Regions from separate parts of the Mus musculus genome. Here all the other regions are linked to region 3. Evidence: chromatin loops called from intact Hi-C (ENCODE). Cell type or tissue: left cerebral cortex. All regions are shown on one strand.

Region 1 (8,000 bases), 90 kb after region 3:
CCAGAAGTTCAGTCCATTACCATCAAGGGAGTGTGTAGACAGACATGGTGCTGGAGATGGAGGTGAGAGTTCTAGATCTTGATCCACAGGCAGCAGAAAGATACAGATGGTTGTGCCACACTGGGCAGAGCTTCAGCATAGACCTCAGAGCCAGCCTCAGCATTGACATACTTTCTCCAACAAAACCACATCTTCTAACTAAACACAGGGGTCTATGGGAGCCATACCTATATCATGCTTAGTATCATTTTATTTTTACTTATGCTTTATTATTATCACTATTATTATTATTTTGAGACAGGGTTTCTCTGTTCAAATCTGGATGTCCTAGAACTTGCTCTGGAGACCAGGCTGGCTTCAAACTCAGAGATCTACTTGCCTCTGTCTCTCCAGTACTGGGATTAAAGGCTTGTGCCACTACCACCGAGTTACTTACACATTTTTTTTAAAGACAGGGTCTTATGTAGCCCAGGCTAGCTTTTAGCTCCTTGATCACCCTGCCACCACCTTTCAAGTGCTAAGATTACAGGATCAAACCTTCACATGTGTCCCCAAACAGTTAAGAATACAAAACGAGGAAGGCAAAAAACAGTTATAATGGTAAGGACAAAACTTTCAGAAACACCCCAGGGGGCAGCAGGAATGTTTGTCTGTCTGCCGATCTGGAAGCCAGTCATCTTTGTCTTTTGCTCCCTCTTGAAAGCTGTGTGTAAACTCCATGTAGCTGAAATCTACTTTTGTGAACAAGGGCCTCTCTGTATAGCTCACTCACTTCCTCCTCTGTATACAGTCACATGGGGGATATCAGCAGCTCTCTATGGTAGTCTTTCTGGCCCTGCTGCTTCTTCATCTAAGCTACCAAAAGCATTCCTAGTGACATCCTCAGGATCTGCTGCCGGGTGACATCTCCCCAAATATACTGAGGAACACGGTGACACTGATGGAGCCTGGCATTGCATGGCACCCAGGTTTCCTCCAACTGGGTTTTTCCCCAGTGAGGCAAATAGACAGTGCAATTCTCAATTCTTCCTTGTTTAGGAAGCCAATTTGGTTCTAGTTGATTGTGTCTTTTTTTTTTTTTCTCTCCTCCTCTCTGAGGTAGGGATCTCTGCACATAGCCTTAGGTGTCCTGGAACTCAACTCTGTAGACCAGGCAGGCCTCAAACTCAAACATCCTCCTGCCTCTGCCTCCTGAGTGCCAGGATTAAAAGCATGTACCACCACTGCCCAGCCTCGCTGATCATGTCAAAGGTCTCTTTTGCCTCCTAGATCTGTGATTGGTCAAACACTACAAACACTTTGGGCGTTGTGTTCGAGAGTACTTCTAGGTGATCTTGGCTGCTGCCCTTTTGCTTGGCAGGGTGATGGTGACGTCCCTGTACAGAGTCAACACAAGCCCGTGGTTTATTTGCTGCCACTCTGCTGAGCCCGCACCCCCCACTGAATGGTTGTCACCTCCGGTATCCACTAGCAAACCGGCACACTGCTGATGTTTTCTGATCAAGATTGAATCCTGTAAAGACACTGTCCGTATAGAGCTCATAGCAAAAAGGGAGACATTAAATCCCCGATGGACCCCTTGTATCCTCTAGATGTCTGGCTTACGGGCAAAGAAAGCTAAGAAGGTAGAATGGATGGGCCTCGTGGAAAAGTGCACTGGCCAAAAAATAAAAATAAAAAGTGGGCAAAAGAGTCCATTTTTAACCTGAGGGGCACTTAGCACTCATTAATGGCCCACAGACAAGCAGGAAGCACTAGGTCCCTGGCTTCTCTAGCTTGCATCTGGCACCTTCCTACGTGGGCCCTTTTAAATTTATCACAGATCTACTAAGGGACTGAGCCCATGTAAATGGAAAGGGGGGGAGATTTTGAACCCCAGAAGGATGGGAAAGTTTCTATGCCAATCAGAGAAGTAGGGAAAATTTTACCTCCCTGAAGAACCTAGCCAATGAGGAATTCGGAGGGGGGGGGGGATATATAGGTGTGTGTGTGTGTATATATATATATATATATCACTGTTTTGAGCCAAACTTGCAGACTAGCTACTTTTGCCCTTTCAATAGGTTGCGCAGACTTAGCAAGGCTGTAAAATAAAGTTTCCCTTTGGTTTGGCTACCGAGTCTCCAGCGCTTGGATTATGAAATGAAGACCGTTGTTCATCGTGCATTTTATCTGAAAGGTAGTAGCATTCCATCAAGGCTTTAGATGCCAAGCGTCCCCTTAGAAATGCTGTGTGGAGCTGAGCGTGGTGGTGAATGCCTTTAATCCCAGCACTCCGGAGGCAAAGGCAGGCTGATGTCTGCGAGTTTGAAGCCAGTCTGGTCTACAAAGCGAGTCCAGGACAACCTGAGCTTTGTTACACAGGGAAACTCTGTCTCCACAAATAAACAAATGTTGTGGGGAGGCTTCATCCTGAGAGCATGAAGACTTCACAAGGAAAGGGGGAGAGCTCGCTCAAAGCTGGATAGAGGAGGGAGCGTCGGTGAGAGTCCCCTTATGCTGTGGGGCCTGAAGCGCAGCTAGTGGAGTGAAAGCAAGAGCACTAAGACCCGGGTGAGTGGAGGCTGGGCACTTGGAAGTTAGTTCAGTGTCTTGAAGCTGAAGTTCTGCCTGACCTGCGACACTGTAACTGAAGAATCATGCAAGGATATAAGAAACCTTAGGGAATGAATGATTGAGTCAAGCCGTTGCCAGAGCAACAGAATGGGATGAGGTCGAGGCACTGCAACCAAGTTCTGTCTCCATAGAGGTTGTTCAAGCTGGACATCAACATTCCTAGAGCTACGCACCAGGATGCGAAAGCTGTGGTCTGGAGGGAACGCTTATATACAGATTGGCCACGGTGCTCTCTGATCCTTAATCCTGCCTGCTCTGAACCTCATAATCAGAAGACACACCCTTGAACCTAGGGTGCAGTTCTCCAGAATTTTCGGGTTAAGAAGGGAGAGTAACTGAGCTGGGGGAGCGGGTGGAGCACAGCGCTCTCATGAGTCCAGTTGGCTTGGGCCTCAAGCCATGGCGCCCAAGAAGAAGCGCGGACAAAACGCGGGGCGCAAGCAGGAAACTACAGAGCAACCGCTCTCGGAGCGCGCGCAGTACCTACAGCGCGAGTACGCGTTGCTCTCAGAAAGCCTGGTGGCCTGTGAGCAGCGGATCGACGAGGTGCTGCAGGACAACGAGTTCCTGAACAGAGAGGCGCAGCGCCTGCGCGAAGAGAACCGGCTTTATGTCGGTTACGTGAGCGCGCACGCTCTGCGCTGCGCCAACGCCGTCGTGCGCGTCGAAGACCAGAACCGCATGGATCTGGCGCAGATCCGGTGGCAGCGAGCGGAGCTAGCGTCCTTCTACCACGGCCGTGAGGACGGGGTGCGCGCTCAGCTGCAGGAAATGAAGAAGCGCGCGGAAAACATGACGCAGCGGGTGCAGGAGCTCCAGCCCTACAAGGCCAGTGCGCGCGCCCCCCGAGGACCGGGCGGGCTCCAGAGGGATGGGCGCGCTCCCTACCGGTGCGCTGATCGGCGCCCCCTGCTCCCCAACCCTCACCCCACCCCATGTAGGAGCTGCAGCTGGAGCAGCTGGCGCGAATCCGGACCCTGGAGCGCGAGCTGCTGCACATGCGCGTGGAGCACACGCAGCTCCTCCACGGGGTGAAGCGACGCTTCCTAGATGAGAAGACGGCTTTCGAGCGGGAGGCGCGGCTGCAAGTGCAGTCCCTGACGCGCCGCTCCGAGCGGGAGGCCGCACGTTCCCTCATTTCCCACGCACAGGCCCTCAAGGCGGACAACGGGTATCTCCGACAAGAACTCATGAGACTTCTCCAGAGGACCCAGTTACTGCAGGACATGCGACAGCAGCTGCTAGAGCAGCGGGAGCAGCTGCGCCGGGAGCATGTGGACTTGAAGAACCTGGAGCAAATGCACGGCTGGTTGCAAAGGGGCCCCGGGGGGCCACCGCTCTGGCAGCCACCCCAAAGCCTCCAACCCAGCTTGCGCATCGGGTCAACCAGTCACGTTTTAAAAGCCCAGGCTACGCCCCAGTCAGTTCCAACCTCCCGGGGCCAATCCATGGATCTGTCACACCGACCCTCCAAGACTCCATCTATATTGTCCAGTGAGTCTCTTCCGGGCCTATCTCAGAAGGCTGGGTCAGTGATTGCTCTCCGGAGTCCATCACATCCAGGATCTCGAGTCTCATCTCTGACTCCATCACGCAAGGACTCGCGTGTCTCATCCGCGACCCCGTCACGCAAGGGCTCCAGGGTTCCATCCATGACCTCTGGTACCTTGCGGTCGCGCGAGGGCTCTCGGATCTCTCCACAGCCCTCCTTGCGTGAGGTCTCTCCAGAAATTGACACACCTGCAAAGTCCAGTTCCAAGCTTCCCACAGCCCTGTTGGAAGATCAGGCCCCTCTCAGCCCACAGTTGGAGGAGGCAGAAAACGCTGAAGACGACACAGAAACTGTCTTGGAGCAAGCCTGAACCCACACGAGGAGGCAGGCCAGTAGGGCATAGGGTGGAGGACAAACCTTGGAAGATTTCTTGGTGCATAGATATGTTAATAAAAGTGTTAAATAAGCTCTGTGACGCTCTGACACTTGCCTGGGTCGATGCCCTTGTATTTCAAGTGAGCAGAGGCCTGCTATTCGAGCTACAGCAGAGCTGGTTGTATCCTTGGCTGCTGGAATTCGATGTTCTTCCACCAACAGCCAGCAAGGCAGGCAGGCTTAGGGAAAGTTGGGTAGTGTAATTTCAGCAGCAGAGGGCAGATTCTGTTCTCAGCACAGGGAGAAGTTACTGGGCTTTTCCAATGCTTTATATAATACGCACACACACATATGTATGTAGGTATGTATATGTATATATGTATATACATTCCAATTTAGGGAACACTGCAAGAATTATTAGGAATTCCCATTGCCACCCATCTAGATGAACAGGGATGCATGTTATATATTTGGTACTTTCAGCCATCCGGGATTCTGTTGGAGACAGTTATGCCCCTTAATTTTAAATATATCCCTGTGTTTACTGAATAGGACTTTGACCTGTTTTCTTCCGGTGCTGGGTGTTGAACCCAGGGCTACCTCCTGAGCTACAGCCCAAGCCCTGTCCCAACTTTCTTCAAGACATGATTAAAATTAGGAAATGCACCTTGGAGAAAATACTGTAAACTAAATCATACTGGCCAAATTGTCCCTGTGGTGTCTGTAGCTAGCTATGGATCTTACCTGGGTCACATCTTACATTCCATTGTGCTGGTCTGTCCTTTCCTTTATAGAAAGGGTCTGTATAGGTCAGGCTGGCCTTGAATCCAAGAGATCCTCCTGCCTCTGTCTCTTCAGTGCTGAGATTAAAGGCATCCACCACCACCTCAGCCCCGTTGTCTTGTCTTTTTTTTTTTAAACTTCTTTTTAAAGATTTATGTATATGAGTGCACTGTAACTGTCTTCAGACACACCAGAAGAGGGTGTTGGGTCCCATTACAGATGGTTGCGAGCCACCACGTGGTCACCAGGGATTGAACTCAGGACCACTGGAAGAGCAGTCAGTGCTCTTAACCGCTGATCCATCTCTCCAGCCCTCTTTGTCTTAATGTACAAGACCAGTCGTTAGAGCACTCCTTAACTGAGTTTTGGAGTCTGTTGGCTTTGAGCACCTTTCCTGTCCAGGAAGTCCAGGGCAGTTGACACCTCCTGACCCAGGGTGCAAGATGAGGGAGCCCACAGCCTTGGTACTTCTGTCATTGCCTTGGGGATCTTGTGTTCAGGGACACAGGCATCAACAGAAATCCCATGGACGTTCTACCTGTTTGGACCAGGGTAGGCTGGCTAGACAGTTGCTAGAACTTTGATGCAGCTATTTCTGGGACAAGATTGGATGGGAGTAGCAAAGTAGAGGTCACTCACCCAAGAGATCAAATTAAAGAAATTTAATTTGCCTGGTGGTGGTGGCTTGTGCCTTTAATCCCAGCACTCGGGAGGCAAAGGCTGGTGGGTCTCTCTGAGTTTGAAGCCATCGTGGTCTACAGAGTGCATTGCAAGACAGCCAGAGGCTACACAAAGAAACCCAGTCTTGGGCTGGAGAGAGATGGCTCAGTGTGTAAGAACACTGACTGCTCTACCAAAGGTCTTGAGTTCAAATCCCAGCAACCACATGGTGACTCACAACCACCCATAATGAGATCTGATGACCTCTTCTGGTCCGTCTGAAGTCAGCTACAGTGTACTTGTGTATAATAATAAATAAATCTTTGGGCTGGAGCAAGCAGGGACTGAGTGAGCAGAGGTCCTAAAAATTCCCAACAACCCCATGAAGGATCACAAACATCTGTACAGCTACAGTGTACACACATACATAAAAATAAATAATTGTTTGTTTTTCGAGTCAGGGTTTCTCTGTGTAGCCCTGGCTGTCCTGGAACTCACTCTGTAGACCAGGCTGGCCTCAAACTAAATAAATCTTTAAAAAAAAAAAAAAAAAACCCTGCCTCACAAATAAAATAAAGAAAAAGGAAAAAAAAAGTCTTTTTTATGGGTTGGAGAGACGGCTTAGCAGTTTAGAAGACTAGCCGCTCTCTCCAAGATTCTGAGCACCCACATGGCACTCACAACCGTCAACAATGGGACTGGATGCCGTCACAGGTACATGCAAACCCATATACAGAAAATACATCTTTAAAGACTTGAGATTTTCATGTGTATGGGTGTTTTACCATGCCTGGTGCCTGCAAAGGTGAAAGGGGGTGTCCGATTCCTAGGGACTGAAGTTATAGATATTTGTGAGCCATTCATTGGGTGTTCGGAACTAAACCCGGGTCCTCAGCAAGAACAGCAAATGCTTATCACTGAGCCGCCTCTCCAGCTCCCTACATGGGATCCTAGGAGATCTGATGGTCAGGTTGCAGAGCCTCCGGAATTGCAGAATAAAGAGAGAAGTATGTAGACCATTGGGGGGGGGGGGTGTCCTGCTGCCCAAGAGCAGTCTTGTGACCCGCTTAGAAACCAGACCTCTTCTGTCAGCTCTAACATCAGACACTGGAATCTCCTGTGCTGCGTGTCTCTGGATGTATGTTTGCATACGTGTGTGCTTGTGAAGGCCAGAGTTTGACATCACCAGGGAGTTCTTCCCTGATCACCCTCTGCTGTACTAATGAGGTCTCTGGCTGAATGTACTAAGCTAGCCCAGCTAGCCGGTTTGCTCCCAGGAATCCCGTCTCTACCATTATGGGTGGGCCACGTGCTCATCCAGCTTACCGCGTGGGTGCTAGGGATCTAAACTTGGGTCCTCGTCAGGCACAGCACTGCTTTATCCAGTGAGCCATCTCCTAACCCTCAGATGCTACAGTAGAAGTGTGAACCACTCACTAGGTGTTACTACTGCCATATGAGTTGGCTACCCAAACATCCTCGCCAACTCACGCCTAGCAACATTTTCGGCAAAGTGGGGAGGTCATCAGACCATATCTAAAATCGGGCCACTCCCTGCTGCCAGTGCCCAACCTTGTCTGACACTGTCCCAGCTGCAGGCAGTTCCCACAAGTGCTGAAGTATATAATATAGGTGGGGTGTTAGCTGAAGGTGGGGCCTGGTGTGAAACTTCTCCATAAACTAAGTAAGATATTGGTTCAGCAGGTTATGCTTGGGTGGAACCCTTCCCTTGAACTCTGTGGTTGTCAATGTTGGGTGAATACCACATCTTCTGTGGACAGAATGAGAAATGTTCCCGTAGGCTTTGATGTTTTTGAGCCCGTGGCCTCCAGGTAGTGGTGCCGTTTCTGGGACCTTTGGGAGGCACTGCCTTGTTGGAGGAAGTGTCTCTGGGGGCAGACTTTTCCATTAAAAACCCCTTCCCCGCTTTCAGGGTTTGCCTCTGCTTGGTGAGCGTGGTTGAGGATGCGTGTGTGTTCTGCGCTTCCCGCATCAGGTCTACTGCCGTGCTTCCCCGACACGGTGGACTCTCTCTAGAACAGAGTCAAAATAAACTCTCCCTTAAGCTGCTGTT
Region 2 (8,000 bases), 140 kb after region 3:
TACCAGCAGAGAGCTAAGTGTTAGCAGGATTTTTGTATTGTCTTCTATGGTCCATCACTGGATTTTCCTTCCTCACTTGCTTGTCCTTCCTCACCTGCTAAGGCAATCTAAGCAATATCTCAGGCATTGGCCTGCTGCTGAATGGTTGTAATAAAGATCTGACAGCCAATAGCAGGGTCAGGAATTACAAGGGTGGAACTTCTGGGCAGTGAGAATGAAGCAGGGGAGGAAAGCAGGAGAATCAGAAGCAGACACAGAAGAGAACAGACATGGATAGGAGTGGGAGCAGAGAGGCATAGAGGTACCCACGTGAAGAGTCATGGGATAGAATAGTCAGGTTAAGTTTAAAAGGTAGCTGGGAGTGTTAGCATTCTGTCTAAACTCCACCCCACAGTTACCTGGCAACAGTCAGGTAGGCCTGACCCACTATAAAAGGGGCTGCCTGTCCTCTCCTCATTCTCTTGCTTCTCTCTTGCTCTTCCTTTCCCCTTCCCATCCCCTTCCCCCACCCCTCTTTCCACATGCTCATGGCCATGGCCGGCCTCTCCTTCTCTCCACCCCTCCCCTCCCTTCCCCTCCCCTCCTGCCCTGTAGGCTTAGATTTTTAAAACCTACTTAAAAAAAAAGATTTATTTATTATTTATCATATGTAAGTACACTGTAGCTGTCTTTAGACACTCCAGAAGAGGGCGTCAGATCTCATTACAGACGGTTGTGAGCCACCATGTGGTTGCTGGGATTTGAACTCAAGACCTTTGGAAGAGCAGTCAGTGCTCTTACCCGCTGAGTCATCTCGCCAGCCCTTAAATCCTACTTTTAATAAGGGTTCACAAATGCTTCAACCTCCCTTCTAGCCCACCATCCAAAGGGTGGGGAGAAAAGATGGTAAGCAGGAGAAGGAGACACAGACCTGTTTAGAAGTAGTTCCTTGAGGCGATTCCAATCTCGGTTTGTCAGGATGCTAGCAGTCTAGTTCAGTAGTGTCAGGGTACCAAACACAAGTCAGCAGCAGTGGCACTATCTAGTAGAAAGCTCCAGGCCTCGACCAATCATCACAAGACAGCAGGATTGACCAGGACCAGCAGGGGACACAGAAAATGGTCTCTGCCATGCCTCTCTCAACGAAGCCATGATTAGCAAAGGAAGTAAAGGTCAGCAAAGCTAAAGAGAAGAGGCCAACAAAGCGGTACAGAGCTAGCTATGCAAGCATGCTGTCACTGTCCTAGTTATACTCTCTCCAAATTCCACATGTCCTGCCACAAGGTGTCATCTCAGCCAAACACCACGTGAGTCTGTGTCACCTGACATATCCAGACACTTCCACTTCAAATGGGTATTCTTTTTCAAGATGTGGTTGCTTCTACTGAGATACCCCATGCTCTGCTACCAGAGGGGTTTCCTGTTTTGTTTTGTTTTGTTTTTTTCTTTTTTTCTTCCTATATTCTGTTTCCAAAAAGTTGGGAGAATGGCTATGCAGTTGGAAAACTTGCAGGTGGAAACAGAAGCACTGGGGAGGGCAAGAAGTGACAGAAAATGGAGAACAAAAGGGCTCAGTCCCCATGACTGAGCAAGAGAAGGAAGTTTTCTGCAGAAGGAAAGAGGAAAGAAACTATGCCAGAGGGTAGGCAAGTCAGAGATATCTAAAAAAGCAGGAGGACAGTATGATGAAACAGCCCATTTTGAAAGTAAGGGTTAGGGCTGGAGAGATGGCTCAGTGGTTAAGAGCTCTGACTGCTCTTCCAAAGGTCCTGAGTTTAATTCCAGCAGCCACTTGGTGGCTCACAACCATCTGTAATGAGATCTGACGACCTCTTCTGATGCGCGTCTGAAGACAGCTACAGTGTACTTAGATATAATACTAAATCTTTAGGCTGGAGCGGGGCCCAACCAGAGTGAGCAGGACCAGCCGGAGCAAGCAACCTTCATTCCCAGCAACCACATGATGGCTCACAACCATCAGTACAGCTACAGTGCGTACACGTAAAATAAAAAAAAATAAAATAAGGTAAAATAAAAAGAAATGATAGATCTGAGGCATTTTAAAGAGGCTGTGGTTTCATATGGGATGAATTTGTCTTTTGTGGAATAAATTCTAAGTAACTGGGCTACTCAAAATAGAATTATTCCTCAACACTGGAAGGGGCTGGTAACAGCTGTACTAGACTCTGGTCCACAATTGCAAACTCTAACTAAATTCAATGAGTCATTTAAAAGACATAAAAATGAGAAGAGGCGGGTTGGAGAGATGGCTCAGCGGTTAAGAGCACTGACTGCTCTTCCAGAGGTCCTGAGTTCAAATCCCAGCAACCACATAGTGGCTCACAACCATCTGTAATGGGATCTGACACCCTCTTCTGGTGTGTCTGAAGACAGCTACAGTGTACTCATATACATAAAATAAATAGATTTAAAAAAATTAGAAGAGGCTCAGGGGGATGAACTCATTTTGTAGAACAGGCTGGCCTCAAATTCAGAGATCTGCCTGACTCTGCCTCTCAAGTGCTGGAATTAAAGGTAGAGTGTGCTCTCCCACACTCTGTGTGTGTATTCTTAAGCCTGTGTCTCTATTTTTAAATTAACACTACTATCACAGTTGATAGACATATAAACTTAGCTAAACTGAATAATCTGCTGTCCTACTTACCTCCTCATAACCAATATTTTTTAGGTTTTTTTTTTATACATTATTTAGTTTTTATGTATGGGTACATGTGTGGGACAGTGTGAGCGTGAAAATCAGAGAACGACTTGTGGAAGTCAGTTCTGGCTTTCCAGTAAGTGGATCCGAGTGGATCGAATTCAGACGAACAGGCTTGGAGTTAAGTACCTTTAAAAACACCATTCCAACATTGGCTGATATTTTAATTTTTCATTATGAAACACACTTTAAGATGTTGTCGAGGTAGAAGAGATTTTATTCACTGCTTTAAAATACTCAATTTAGGTAAAGAAATCGAGTCTTGTGTGAACTCTTGGCTGGAACACACAACTGGTAAGGGATGCTGGCTCAGCCAGGCGCCTGGCCACTCAGACACGCAGACCGGCTAATGGGAAATGATTTTCCTTGCAGGATAAGAACTGGAGATTCCTTGCCAGCCCACTAGTCCCTTGAGGGACCTGTGTCCGTTTAACCACTAGAGTGTGTCTAGGTGTGCAGCTTGTCCTCTGCATTGCAGTTCCAGCGGTGAGACGGGACCATCCCCGCCCCGCCCACAGGACTCGGTTTCCCAGATGGCCGTGAGGCCCAGAAGACATTTCCCAGAAGGGCCCGCGCCTCACTGGCGCGTGACAAAGACTCCATTTCCCAGAGTTCCCCGGGAGGGTCTCGCCCCCCTCCACTTGAACCGGGAATAGCTGGAGAATTGTGCACCGGAAGTAGCTCTTGGGCTGGTGGAACCCATCGCAGGTGAGATTTACAGTTGGATTCGGCGCAGCAAACCGGGGATCTCGCAGGCTGGTCAGGGCCGTAAGAGTACGTCTCGCATTGTGGGTCTACGTGGGGTTGGGCTGGGTCGGGAACCAAGGGGTTTGGGGCCCGGGCCCTTGCTCATCTTGGTAACGGTGGAGCCATGCGGCTGGTTCAGAGCCCCCCTACAGAAACCGTAAAAAATTCCAGCGTCCTGAGGCCGTCCAGCGGTGCACCCTGCCCTAAACTACTAGGCTTTCTTAGACCGTAGGCTATCAGCTCAGCATTTGTGGGTACGGGACTCCAAGTACGAGCACCGCCCCTTGTCTGTCTGTAGGGTGAACGTTGGGGAGAAGCAGCCGCTATGATCTGTGCAGGGACCTGCCAGCCCTAATTTTGCAGTCGTAGGGATGAGGTGTACCTTTCCTCTGCCTAGTAGGGTCATGGGTTGGAACCAAGCTACTTTGTTTGGGATGGCGGCCAGCAGGAAGCTATAATGCCCAGGGCAAAGGACTTCCTGGGGGAACAGAGTTGGGTGTGTCTGTCAGCCTGTTGTCGCTCCTCCTTGGAAGTTTTGATTCTGTGCCTGCTGCCATTGGCCAAGGAGAATGGGGTAGGGAAAATGGCACATCCTGTATCCTCCTTAGCTTACACCATTTGGCCCTCCAGGTGCAGACCATAATGGGCGAACCCCATGGATCCATGAGGATCCTAGTGACAGGGGGCTCTGGACTGGTGGGTAGAGCCATCCAGAAGGTGGTTGCAGATGGGGCCGGCTTACCTGGAGAGGAATGGGTGTTTGTCTCCTCCAAAGATGCAGATCTGACGTAAGTTGCGACCATATTCAGACCCAATTCCTCCTCTTGGTTCCCTTTCCAGACAGAATAATACCCTGACCGGGTTTGTTCCTGAGCCTAGAAGTAATCTACCCCGAGTTTGGGTCCTCCCTGCCAGGTGACAGGCTGTAGTTGCTGGCTGTGCTCTTAAGTAAACATCCTCCTGTAGTTCCGGGATTCCCAGCCGACAGCTGCTAAAGCTCTGAACTTAGCTACTTGTCTCTGTGGCTGCCCTTCCAGCCATGGATCCATTCAGTTTCTAGACTCACTGCCCAAGCCTCAAACTCCTGATCTCCTCAGGCCTCCCTAGCCCTCCCCTGACATCCTGGCTTCCCTCAGGGATGCAGCCCAAACCCAAGCACTCTTCCAGAAAGTACAGCCCACCCACGTCATCCATCTCGCTGCAATGGTAGGCGGCCTTTTCCGGAATATCAAATACAACTTGGATTTCTGGGTAAGTTGGAGTGCTCCAGGGGCAACAAGCATTGGGAGCCAGGAGCTTAGGTTCTTGAAACTTCCACAGGTTTACCCCCAAGAAGTCCCCGAGGGCTGGTTTTGTACAGCCCTCAGGACATTTGGCCAAGTGCCGACCTGCAGATTGAGAAGCTGAAAGAAACCTGCACACCACACTATGTATCTGGGACTGAGCTTGCTTGGCTGCTAGATTGTCTGTTTGTCTGTCTGTCTATATCTATTTACGTAATGTGCATTGGTGTTTTGCTTGTATGTATGTCTGTGTGAGGATGTCTAGTCTCTTGGAACTTGAGGTACAGACAGTTATGAGCTAGCATGTGGGTGCTGGGATTTGATCCTTTGGAAGAGCAGCCAGTGCTCTTAACTGCTGAGCCATCTCTCTGACCCCCAAATTTTTCTTTCTTTCTCTCCTTTTTGTTTTGTTTTTGGGGGTTTGTTGATTTGTTTTGGTTTTTGAGACAGGGTTGTAGCCCTGCCTGTCCTGGAACTTTCTCTATAGACAAGACTAGCCTCAAAACTCACAGATTCGTTGCCTGCTTCTGCCTCTGGAGTGCTGGGATTAAAGGCGTGCTCCATCATTGGCCAGGCTGCCAGATTCTTGTACTCCCAGGCTTGGTTTCCTCAGCCCTCTGAATCTACCAACCACTCCCGTATGTTGGAGTGTCTGTAGCATGTGCCTTAGGAGAAGGGGCAAAACGGAAGAGCCCTGCTTCTGCCCACCGTGCTCCTGAGAATCTGCCCTCCTGCCTTTGAGCAGTCAGTGGCTTTGATCTAGCTGGCCTAACTAGACACTGCAGTATGCAAAGGTTCCCACCAGATTTTGCCCCAGGACTCTCAACCAAAGCTCTTCTTGCCCATCCCACTCTTTTCAGCAAACTGCATGGTCTTTACCTCTCCCCTGTTCTTAGACCAACATGCCTTATATATGTTTAGGGAAGAAAACTAGAGAGGCACAGGGCAAGGCACTGACTCCTCACGAGTCGGAAGTGGAAGGAAGGCGTGTCCCTTGTAGTGGGAGCCCCACGTAAAGTTTTCTGCATCTCTACTACCTACCTACCCTGTGCTCAGTAGCCCTGAGGATGCCCCTCTGGCCTCTACACCCAGGCAGGCAGGGCAGGACCTCCTGGTGGTCCTTCCTAGAGGATGGTGGCTTCTATGAGGTCAATGCAGGGAGGCTTAGCCTTATTCTAGAAGCGCTTCAAATCCATAGGCACAGATGGCACTCATATCTGAGCCATGTCTGTGTGTGGAGGATCAGGAGAGAGCTCGGGTCCTCCACGGGCAGCCTGACCCACCTGTGCCACCCACCGCAGCGGAAAAACGTGCACATCAATGACAACGTCCTGCATTCGGCCTTCGAGGTGGGCGCTCGCAAGGTGGTCTCCTGCCTGTCCACCTGCATCTTCCCTGACAAGACCACCTATCCTATTGACGAGACAATGGTGAGGCGTGGGGCCTCCTGGGGTGGCCCCTGAAGGTGTGGTCAGAACCAAGAAATGGGGGTTCTCAGTGCATCTCCTCCTCCTCCTTCTCCAGATCCACAACGGGCCGCCTCACAGCAGCAATTTCGGGTACTCATACGCCAAGAGGATGATTGACGTGCAGAACAGGTGCTGCCTCTTGGTCTTGCCCAGGCCTCTCTGGAGAGGGGAGGACGGACCCTGGGGTTAGTGAGGCCTTCCTGCTGCCTCATTTATGTCATTCTTAAGCCAGTTTCAGCCGGGTGGTGGTGGCGCATGCCTTTAATCCCAGCACTTGGGAGGCAGGGGCAGGCGGATTTCTGAGCTCGAGGCCAGCCTGGTCTACAAAGTAAGTTCCAGGACAGCCAAGGCTATACAGAGAAACCCTGTCTCGGAAAAAAAAAAAAAAAAAAGAAACCAGATTCAGAAGGACTTGGGGACACTAGGGGCACATTCTGGGGATGGTATGAGGAAACACTGTTCCTCCACAGAGCCTACTTCCAGCAGCACGGCTGTACCTTCACCGCCGTCATCCCTACCAATGTCTTTGGGCCTTATGACAACTTCAACATCGAAGATGGCCACGTGCTACCCGGCCTCATCCATAAGGTGCACCTGGCCAAGAGTGAGTGCAGCCATCCGGCACACGCCTGGCCCAGGTTACCTGCCTGTGGGGGCTTCATGCGCAGCTGTGGGGTGGGCAGGGGACCGGACCGGGCCTGGCCGCAGAGCTCTGACACCCGCCCCATCCGTAGGTAGTGACTCGGCCCTGACGGTGTGGGGTACAGGGAAGCCGCGGAGGCAGTTCATCTACTCACTGGTATGTTTGGGGAGTAGGGGGGGAGAGCATGGCCTTCCCAGTAAAGCTGTGTGGGAGGTGGAGACCTAGGAAACCATCCTTGAACCTTGCCAAGTCCCCAAGAGTACAACTTTGGCTCAGTAGGAGAAAGTGTGCCCCGAGTGAGGGACCTCCATCAGGGTGAGCCCTGGCTGTGCTCCCAAGGGAGCAGGAACAGTGGTCCAGCCTTCCCACTAGGGCCATCTAGTGCTCACTCACCTATGGATTTGACCTGACCTCTTGACCTCCAGGACCTCGCCCGGCTCTTCATCTGGGTCCTACGGGAGTACAGTGAGGTGGAGCCCATCATCCTCTCAGGTGGGCATCCGGCAGCTGCCTCTCCTACAGCAGGCAGGACCTGCGTCTACCCTGAGGAGTGGGAGCAGACATGCCCCTAGGGGTCTGGACAGGGAGGCCTGACTGACTGCTGGCCCATGGTTCCCCACAGTGGGTGAGGAAGATGAAGTGTCCATCAAGGAGGCAGCTGAGGCTGTAGTGGAGGCCATGGACTTCAATGGGGAAGTCACTGTATCCTTTGGCTCTGGTGATGGGATGCTGGTGAGGCAGTGTGGAGGAGTAATTCCGTTTTCCCATGTCGGATGGCTAACAACACCATTTTGTTTCTGGTGGTGCTTGCCCTGGCAGCGGTGGGTAGGGTGAGGGGGTGGGGGGATATAGTGGGGGAAATAGTACTCTTTCTGTTATGGTCTTGACCAAGGCATCCAGTTTGATTCAACAAAGTCAGATGGGCAATATAAGAAGACAGCCAGCAATGGCAAGTTGCGGTCCTACTTGCCCGACTTCCGTTTCACACCCTTCAAGCAGGGTAAGTTCCTGTCCCTTCCACAACCCTTAACCACCCCAACCTGCTTTCAGGCTTTTTGCCAGTTAGCCCCTGGCTTCAGCAACAGCTGTTTCTCCCGGTTCCCTGCTGAGGTCTTAGCCTCTGTACTGGGACCATGGGGTCTGTTGCTTTGCCGGCTTGG
Region 3 (8,000 bases):
CAGCAGTGTGGGAAGGCAGGCGGGCCTCCCTGGCAGGGCGGGGACTCCGCGCCTTGCTGCTGTCTGCGTGAGGTGTTGACAAGAGCGGGAGACTGCTCGGCTCCAACAGACTGAACTCTGTCTTTACTGTCTTTCAGATGGCAGCAGTGACAATGGGCTTTGGAGATCCTCTCTCACCTTTGCAATCGGTCAATAGAAATGCTCACTTCTTCTGGGGCTCATGTCCTTAGTCAGGGCTAGAGGGGGGCAGTGCAGCCCACTGCTGGGGACCTTGCTCCCCTGGCCGGCCCTGCCCGCCAGCTCTGGACGAGCACAGCAGAGCGCCAGGCATGGTGGGGCCAGTGGTGTGGGCACTCACCCCGGGACCGCCCCTGGGGAGGCCTCCATCTGCTCTGAGGGCCCACCTTAAAACTAACCGGCCAGGTAACTGCGGAGGGCAGCCGCGGCAGCCAGCCAGGGAGGGTAGCTGCCAATGCCAGGCTCATCTGTGCCTTGCCACCCCATGTGGGGGATGTACCTGTGGGCCTCCAGCTCCGACAGTCTCCAGGCTGCCCAGGCTCTTGGGTTGGGGTCAAGCTCCTTGATAAGAGAGGGGTCCTAACTGTGGCCCCATCATGCTCTGGAGGGAGGATGGATGGATGGGCTGGGGGCTGGGGGCCTGAGTGAGCAAGAGAGGGAAGGGCAAATAATAACTTGGGTCATAGACCTAGCTCTCAGTGAGGGGTAGAGGCCACATGGCCATGGCTGCATTAAGCAGAGGCGTCTGGGAAGGAGATGGCTCTTCCTTGCCCAGAGGCAAGTTGAAGTAGCCAGGCCCTATCCTGGGAGATCCTGTGGGAAAGACATGACCCTTTCTCTGGGGTGTCCACTTGGAGGCCACCCCTGGATGAGTTGCCTTCACATTTGAGACATACTCTGTTTACTCTGGAAAGCATGTCTGAAAAGAAGCTGTTGACCCTCTGTAGAGTCCTGGGAGATATGGTCAGAGAGGCCTGTAGTTGGGTAGTCTCACCATGAAAGGGAGACTTGGCACTCTCTTGTCAAACTGTGACCTGAAGGACAGATGTGGCTTCATGTCTGTGTGGGCCTTAGAGAAGGGGTAGCTCTACCATTGGGGCCCTTCATCTGGACAGTAGCCTGAGGCTTGTTAGCAGCAAGTTTGAGGGAATGGTCCCAAATTCAGGGAATTTCTAATGTGAGGAAAGATAGGCCCCACCTGGATGAGTTGTGTTGGTGGACCTTTAAGTCCTCTCTTAGGGAGACTGGGCTGTACTAGGCCTTCTAATGTCTGAAGAAGTAAATTGCCACTGGGACCTTTGTTAGGGTGAGAGGAGCCCTTGTTTGTGTTAAGGAGGAAGGCCCTGGCCCATGGGGCCATACCTGCGGCCCATTATTTCTGGCTCTAGAACCCCTTGCCTGGCATATCTATGAAGTGTTGGAAGGAACCTTTCCCAGGGCATGGGTGGTCCCTCGTTACAGTGGCCCAGCTCACTGCTAGTCCTGCCAGCTTCCCAGCCCTAAGGATCCCCGAGGCTTCTTCATTGGGTTCTCTGCTGCCTTGTGATGCTCTTCCCTGGGCCAGCTCTTGTGGCTACAGTCATGTGCTCCCAGCAGCTCTTTTTTGTGGGAGGTGTTGGGATGGGGGAAGTATAGAGCACACTGAGTCCTCACCTGTGTCTCCCTGCATGAGCACTTGCTCCTTGTTCTCTCCAGAGAGCCCCTTTCTGGGCTCCCAAATTCCTTCCCTGGGATCTCTTCTGGGCAGTGGCTGCCCTGTCTTCTGCCACCCTCTCTTCTGGCCTCCATGCCAGTAGGTGTGTCTGGCTTGGACAGCTCCTCCTTCCCTCTTCTGTCCCAATACTTGGCTGGACTAGTGGGAGGATCTCCCAGCCCAGCCCAGGTACCTGGCCTCCAGACTACAGAAGTGGGCTGGATTACAGGTCATTCAGCCTTGCCTTCTGACCACCCGTCAGCTCTGCTGCCAAAGTCTGTCTGGGACCTGGGCGGGCTGGGTACTTCCATGTCCTGCCGTTGGGCCTGGCCTTCCTTGGGGTGGGGTCCTGCTGACCCCTAAACCCTGGCTGCAAGGGCCCAGCCTGCACCTCACTGCTGCGTGGGGAGTCCTTCCCACGGCAGAGCTGGGCGGGTGGGCCAGGATGGGAGAGGGTTGCTGAGTCTCCCACTTTCCTGACAAGCCAGTGGCTCTCTCCTTCTGTCCTGCTGCAGATGGCAGCTCAACGGCAGCGGGCACTGGCTATCATGTGCCGGGTCTATGTGGGCTCCATCTACTATGAGCTGGGAGAAGACACTATTCGCCAGGCCTTTGCTCCCTTTGGCCCCATCAAGAGCATTGATATGTCCTGGGACTCCGTTACCATGAAGCATAAGGTAAGCAGATGAGAGCTACCCTGGGGCTCTAGCTTGCCCTCTGTCTGCTTTCCTTGCCTTCTAACACCTTCCTGTATTCAGGGCTTTGCCTTCGTGGAGTACGAGGTCCCAGAAGCTGCGCAGCTCGCTTTGGAGCAGATGAACTCTGTGATGCTTGGGGGCAGGAACATCAAGGTAAGGACAAGAAAGTTTGGTCTTAGCCGGGCAGTGGTGGCACACGCCTTTAATCTCAGCACTTGGGAGGCAGAGGCAGGCGGATTTCTGAGTTTGAGGCCAGCCTGGTCTACAAGTGAGTTCCAGGACAGCCAGGGCTAGACAGAGAAACCCTGTCTTGAAAAACCAAAAAAAGAAAAAAAGTTTGGTCTTGGACCTAGAATAATTGTTCCGTGAAGTTACATACATACAAGCAGTCACCACAGGCCTAGGCTGATGTTTCTTCTTGACCTTCTTCAGGTGGGAAGACCCAGCAACATTGGACAAGCCCAACCCATCATAGATCAGCTGGCTGAGGAAGCTAGGGCTTTCAACCGAATATATGTGGCCTCTGTACATCAAGACCTGTCTGATGATGACATCAAGAGTGTATTTGAAGCCTTTGGCAAGATCAAGTCTTGTACGCTGGCCCGGGACCCCACAACTGGCAAGCACAAGGGCTATGGTTTTATCGGTGAGTTTGGGAAGGGCCAAGGAGAAGAGGGAGCCCGCCTCTTACTGGGGCTGGCTTTTCTCACTGCTCATCCTGCCCTGCAGAATATGAGAAGGCCCAGTCGTCCCAGGATGCTGTGTCCTCCATGAACCTCTTTGATCTGGGTGGCCAGTACTTGAGGGTGGGCAAGGCCGTCACACCCCCCATGCCCCTGCTAACACCTGCCACGCCTGGAGGTCTCCCGCCTGCTGCTGCTGTGGCCGCAGCTGCAGCCACGGCCAAGATTACAGCTCAGGTGAGAGCTGGTGCAGTGATGAGTGTGGACAGTGGGTGGACAGACCCACTCAGCCTTTGGGAACTGGCTCTTAGATGGTTTGGGTGGGAACAAAGAACTGACTGTGAGAACAGACTAGAAACTGACTCTGCTTGTCTTTTGGTTGCAGGAAGCAGTGGCTGGAGCAGCAGTGCTGGGTACTTTAGCCACACCAGGACTAGTGTCCCCAGCACTGACACTGGCCCAGCCCTTAGGGGCCCTACCCCAGGCTGTCATGGCTGCCCAGGCCCCTGGAGTCATCACAGGTGAGTCTGAGTTGATCAGGTTCTCTTCCATTCCTTTCCCCTCTCCTCTAGGGTCTGTCTTCAGCTTCCCAACCCATACTTACTTCGGTGTAATCCCTTGAATCCAGGACAGGCTGGCTATCGCCAACCATCTCTTTACTCTTTCCCAAACAGGAGAGTGTATGTGTGGCTATTAAACTCGGTTGGTTTTGCTGCAGGTGTGACACCAGCCCGCCCTCCTATTCCGGTCACCATCCCCTCTGTGGGAGTAGTGAACCCCATTCTCGCCAGCCCGCCAACGTTGGGTCTGTTGGAGCCCAAGAAGGAGAAGGAAGAGGAGGAGCTGTTTCCTGAGTCAGAACGGCCAGAGATGTTGAGTGAGCAGGAGCACATGAGCATCTCGGGCAGCAGTGCTCGCCACATGGTCATGCAAAAGCTACTCAGAAAACAGGAGGTAAGTAGGTGGGCTCGTGCCAGGCCCGCTCTCGGCGGTATGAATGTGAAGTAGTGGGTGATAGGTCGCAGCATTCAGGTGTCTTTCCCACAGTCACAGCAGTCAATTGTCTTTCCTACAGTCTACAGTGATGGTTCTCCGAAACATGGTGGACCCCAAGGACATCGATGACGACCTGGAGGGAGAGGTGACAGAGGAGTGTGGCAAATTTGGTGCTGTGAACCGGGTCATTATCTATCAAGAAAAACAGGGCGAAGAGGAAGATGCAGAAATCATCGTCAAGATTTTTGTGGAATTCTCCATGGCCTCAGAGACTCACAAGGCCATCCAGGCCCTCAATGGGCGCTGGTTTGGTGGTCGCAAGGTGGTGGCTGAAGTGTATGACCAGGAGCGTTTTGATAACAGCGACCTCTCCGCGTGACTTTGGCCTCATTTCCTGGACTTGCACTTGCCCCTTCCTTCCTTTGGGTTTTGTAAAGTGTTAACCGTGGTGTGTCCCTGGGACCAGGCACTCTGCCCAACCCACCCTGTAGTGTACATAAAGATGCAGATACCACTGGCCCTGAAGTCCCTGTGTCTGAAATTGGTCCTGTGACCCAAGCTGGTTGTGTGTGGAATGTCTTATCAGGGTTCCAAGGCACCAGGGACAAGGAGGGCGTTCAGCCTGCTGTGCAGGGGTGAACAGGAGGGACCGGGGTGGACAGGCCTTGCTTTATCTTCCTTTGTGGGGAGTGCTGGCTTGCAGCCTTGCTCACGTGGATAGCTCTGAGAGCTGTCTGGCCCTGAGATCTGTAGGATCCAGGACCAAGAGAGCATTTTGTGGGCGGGCGGGCATCTGAGTTGTTACACCTGCTAGTATGGGTTACGCCAGAGCGAGGCCGGAAATCCCGACATGCCCCGCGCGAGACCGCTACGGGTCGTCGGAGACGCCACGCCGCGTGGCCCTTTGGGAGCTGTAGTTTTGAGCAGAGAGGGCGGGCCTAGGCTTCCCGGCGGGCTGCGCGGCTGGGCGGTTGTCGCGGGCAGCGGCGGCGGTTCCGGCTGCGGTGCTGCGGGCGGATGAGCTGCTAGGTGAGCAGGCCGGGCGGGATGCGGAGCCGCCGCCGCGCCCCCAGCGCCTAAGAAAGCGCTGCCGGGTCAGGCCGTGCTGCCAGCTGTGTGCCGCCGTCGGAGCCTACAGCTCGTATTGAACGCGGGCCGAGCCGAGCGCCGACCCCGGCCACAGTCCGGGACCCGGCTGCCCGCCCCACCCCCGCGCGCGCCGCTCCGCCCGCGCTCGGCGCTCATGCGGGCCGAGCCCCGCCCCCCGGCCCGAGCCCGCCGAGCGCCTCCCGAGCCCGCGCTCACTGCCCGCCCGCATCATGCTGAAGTGCATCCCGCTCTGGCGTTGTAACCGGCACGTGGAGTCGGTGGATAAGCGGCACTGCTCGCTGCAGGTTGTGCCAGAGGAGATTTACCGCTACAGTCGTAGCCTCGAGGAGCTGCTCCTCGACGCCAACCAGCTGCGCGAGCTACCTAAGGTGAGCGGCCGCCGCACCTGCTGCCCCGCGCTCAGTTCTCGGGGTGGTGTATGACTTCTGGGGCAGCCGGCTGGAGCGAGATCTCAGCAGGCGCTGCCCGAGCTGGGCACCGCAACCTCCAGCCGGCCCTGCAGGTTCCTACTGGTCAGAGCCCCGCCCCAGCCAGCCCCACCCTCCTCCAGCCGCCGGTGTTGGCACCTGGTGGCAACCTGTCTGGGGACTAAGTAGATACTGAACCTAAAAGGGGAGCCAACAGAGAAGCCCATGAGAGCACAGGAGGAGGATGGGTCCAGGGTGCGAGACCGACCCGGGTTAGCAACTGTTAAAGCTAGTTGGGCTACTTTAAGGGTAGGAAGTTGGTTTTCTTGCACTGTGTTCTGCCTTCGTTTTGGGAGGAGAGGTTTGCAGTGCTGAGTGGGACTCTCCTAAGATACTTGCAGTGTCAGATCTATTCTGTCATCGCTCAGCGGAGAGCCCACCTTTCACTGTCTGTGTTCCTTCCTGTCGGGTTTGTTTGGGGTTTTTTTTGTTGTTGTTGTTCTGAGGCCACACTAGAAGGAAGGCCAAAGGAGGCAGGTTATGTAGGACTTACTTTTCTGAGATAGGGGACTCAGTGGTCTGATATTCTTGCCGGCTGGTGGCGTTGCGGGTGTTCTTCATAGACCTTTATGGTATCCGTGTGTGAATCTTGGACATTTTGCACTTGTGTTTCTCTCTGGTGCCTGTTGTTGTTATTGCTTTTTTTTTTTTGTTCTGTTTCTTGAGACAGGGTTTCCCCTTCGTAACCCTGGTTATCCTGGAATTCATTCTGGCTGTCCTAGAACTCAGAGATCCACCTGCCTCTGTGGGTACTAAAGATGTGCACCACCCACAACCCACCCCAGTGCTCTCTGGTGTTTTTATTGTTGTTCTCTCTTTGTTAAGCTCTTGCTGTTCATTGTTGGGGTTCCTGAAGAGCTCCAAACTCCTTTAGAAGAGGTAGTTTGGATAGTAGGTAGGATACTGAGAGTGACTGACCCATAGGGCAGAGGGCAGGGGCTATCCATTTGGGAGCTGCTGATGTCTTGCCTGGGGCATGTTATCTGGGTGACATCTGGGTAATAGTGAGAGGTGGGCTTTCCACCGAGAAATGAGAGCGTAGGTCTGACAGTATCTTAGGAGAGTCCCCCTCAGCAGTTGCAGAGTATCATTGCAGAACAGCAGTGGTACATGTGACAAATGACACAAGGGAGACCAGGCATCAGGTGGGCAGGGGTGTGTTTTGCAGGCTTCTTTGTCTGGTTTTTCAGCACACTGGGTATCATGGCTAGAGCCGCAGAACCTTGTGTGACCTGGGATACAAAGAGGTCCAGGACCCTGTGGCCATGATCCTCCTGGTTTGGAAACTCTCCCATACCCATAGGGCTTTGGCTATAGAGCCTGTTCCCCTGATCACATCTTCTGCCCACAGCCCTTCTTCCGACTGTTGAACTTGAGAAAGTTGGGCCTCAGTGACAACGAGATCCAGCGGCTGCCTCCTGAAGTGGCCAACTTCATGCAGCTGGTGGAGCTAGATGTGTCCCGGAACGGTAGGGGGGGAGGGCGGGTGGCACTCCGTGAACATAGGGGGGAGCATAGGGGCTCCTGGGAGCTCCTGAGGCGTGCCATCCTCACGGCACCCTCTCCAAACACAGATATTCCTGAGATACCTGAGAGCATAAAGTTCTGTAAGGCTCTGGAGATTGCAGACTTCAGTGGGAACCCCCTGTCTAGGTAAGTGTTAGCCCACAGTGCGGGTTGGCTCTTGGCCACGGCAGGGTCTAGAGCTCTTCCATGCGTATCTGAGGCCTGTGTTGCTTTGTTTCTCCAGACTTCCGGATGGCTTCACACAGCTACGCAGCCTGGCTCACCTGGCCCTGAATGACGTGTCCCTGCAGGCACTGCCTGGAGATGTGGGCAAGTGAGTGCCCCTTGATGAGTGGATCTGGGTATAGGCAGTGCTTGTCTTGGTTCTGCCTTCCTCAGCCCTGGTCCTTGGTCTCTTTCAGCCTGGCCAATCTGGTGACCCTGGAACTCCGGGAGAACCTGCTTAAATCTCTCCCTGCGTAAGTTTGGGGCCTCCACCCAGCAGAGGTAGAGCTACCCTGGGGCGTGGCCTGAGTGGCCACATGCAGATGTTGTCTTCTGTACAGGTCCCTGTCTTTCCTGGTGAAGCTGGAACAGCTGGATCTGGGAGGCAACGACCTGGAAGTGCTGGTGCAGTGAGGGCTGCCTGGGGAAGCAAGGGTGTGCTGTGGGGCAGCTGCTGCTCCTGGGTGTCACACTGCTTTCTCCTGTCTTTGTCCATTCTTGCAGCCTGACACCCTGGGGGCTCTGCCTAACCTTCGGGAGCTATGGTTAGACCGAAACCAACTGTCAGCGCTGCCCCCGGTAAGTGAGGGTGGGACTGGCTTTA

Evidence for each region. A loop is a pair of places that touch in the nucleus more often than their neighbours do. Peaks named below come from ENCODE experiments on the same cell type or tissue, not always from the same donor. Only the 100,000 strongest peaks of a DNase experiment are listed, where the experiment ranks them.
Region 1: it touches region 3 in a loop (2.2-fold over the local background); 2 of 42 quality-filtered maps call a loop at or near these places.
Region 2: a loop joins it to region 3, with 2.3 times the contacts of the local background. A loop is called at or near these places in 7 of 42 quality-filtered maps.

The regions. Positions count from the first base shown.
Region 1 is chr15:75,977,245-75,985,244 of GRCm38, reverse strand. Ccdc166 (coiled-coil domain containing 166) reads left to right here and starts at 2,960. Exons shown (of 2, transcript NM_146059.2): 1 at 2,960-3,444; 2 at 3,558-5,373. The coding sequence starts at 3,016. The coding sequence ends at 4,478. In left cerebral cortex, CTCF peaks have their summits at 2,899 and 3,099; DNase peaks (open chromatin) are centred at 3,304, 3,612, 4,375 and 7,258; H3K4me3 peaks cover 1,708 bases; H3K27ac peaks cover 1,448 bases.
Region 2 is chr15:75,925,125-75,933,124 of GRCm38, reverse strand. Gfus (GDP-L-fucose synthase) reads left to right here and starts at 3,307. Exons shown (of 11, transcript NM_001357005.1): 1 at 3,307-3,406; 2 at 4,076-4,233; 3 at 4,582-4,696; 4 at 6,030-6,158; 5 at 6,253-6,326; 6 at 6,668-6,801; 7 at 6,932-6,996; 8 at 7,266-7,332; 9 at 7,463-7,542; 10 at 7,741-7,840. The coding sequence starts at 4,088. In left cerebral cortex, a CTCF peak has its summit at 3,094; a DNase peak (open chromatin) is centred at 3,276; H3K4me3 peaks cover 1,638 bases; H3K27ac peaks cover 934 bases.
Region 3 is chr15:76,066,795-76,074,794 of GRCm38, reverse strand. It overlaps Scrib (scribbled planar cell polarity), which reads left to right and starts at 5,011. Exons shown (of 36, transcript NM_001310543.1): 1 at 5,011-5,566; 2 at 7,017-7,134; 3 at 7,240-7,318; 4 at 7,416-7,505; 5 at 7,594-7,650; 6 at 7,738-7,801; 7 at 7,901-7,975. The coding sequence starts at 5,408. It overlaps Puf60 (poly-U binding splicing factor 60), which reads left to right. Exons shown (of 12, transcript NM_028364.2): 5 at 138-188; 6 at 2,227-2,388; 7 at 2,470-2,562; 8 at 2,842-3,055; 9 at 3,139-3,329; 10 at 3,478-3,613; 11 at 3,811-4,046; 12 at 4,168-4,613. The coding sequence ends at 4,467. In left cerebral cortex, no CTCF peak of the experiment used is centred here; a DNase peak (open chromatin) is centred at 4,965; H3K4me3 peaks cover 1,807 bases; H3K27ac peaks cover 686 bases.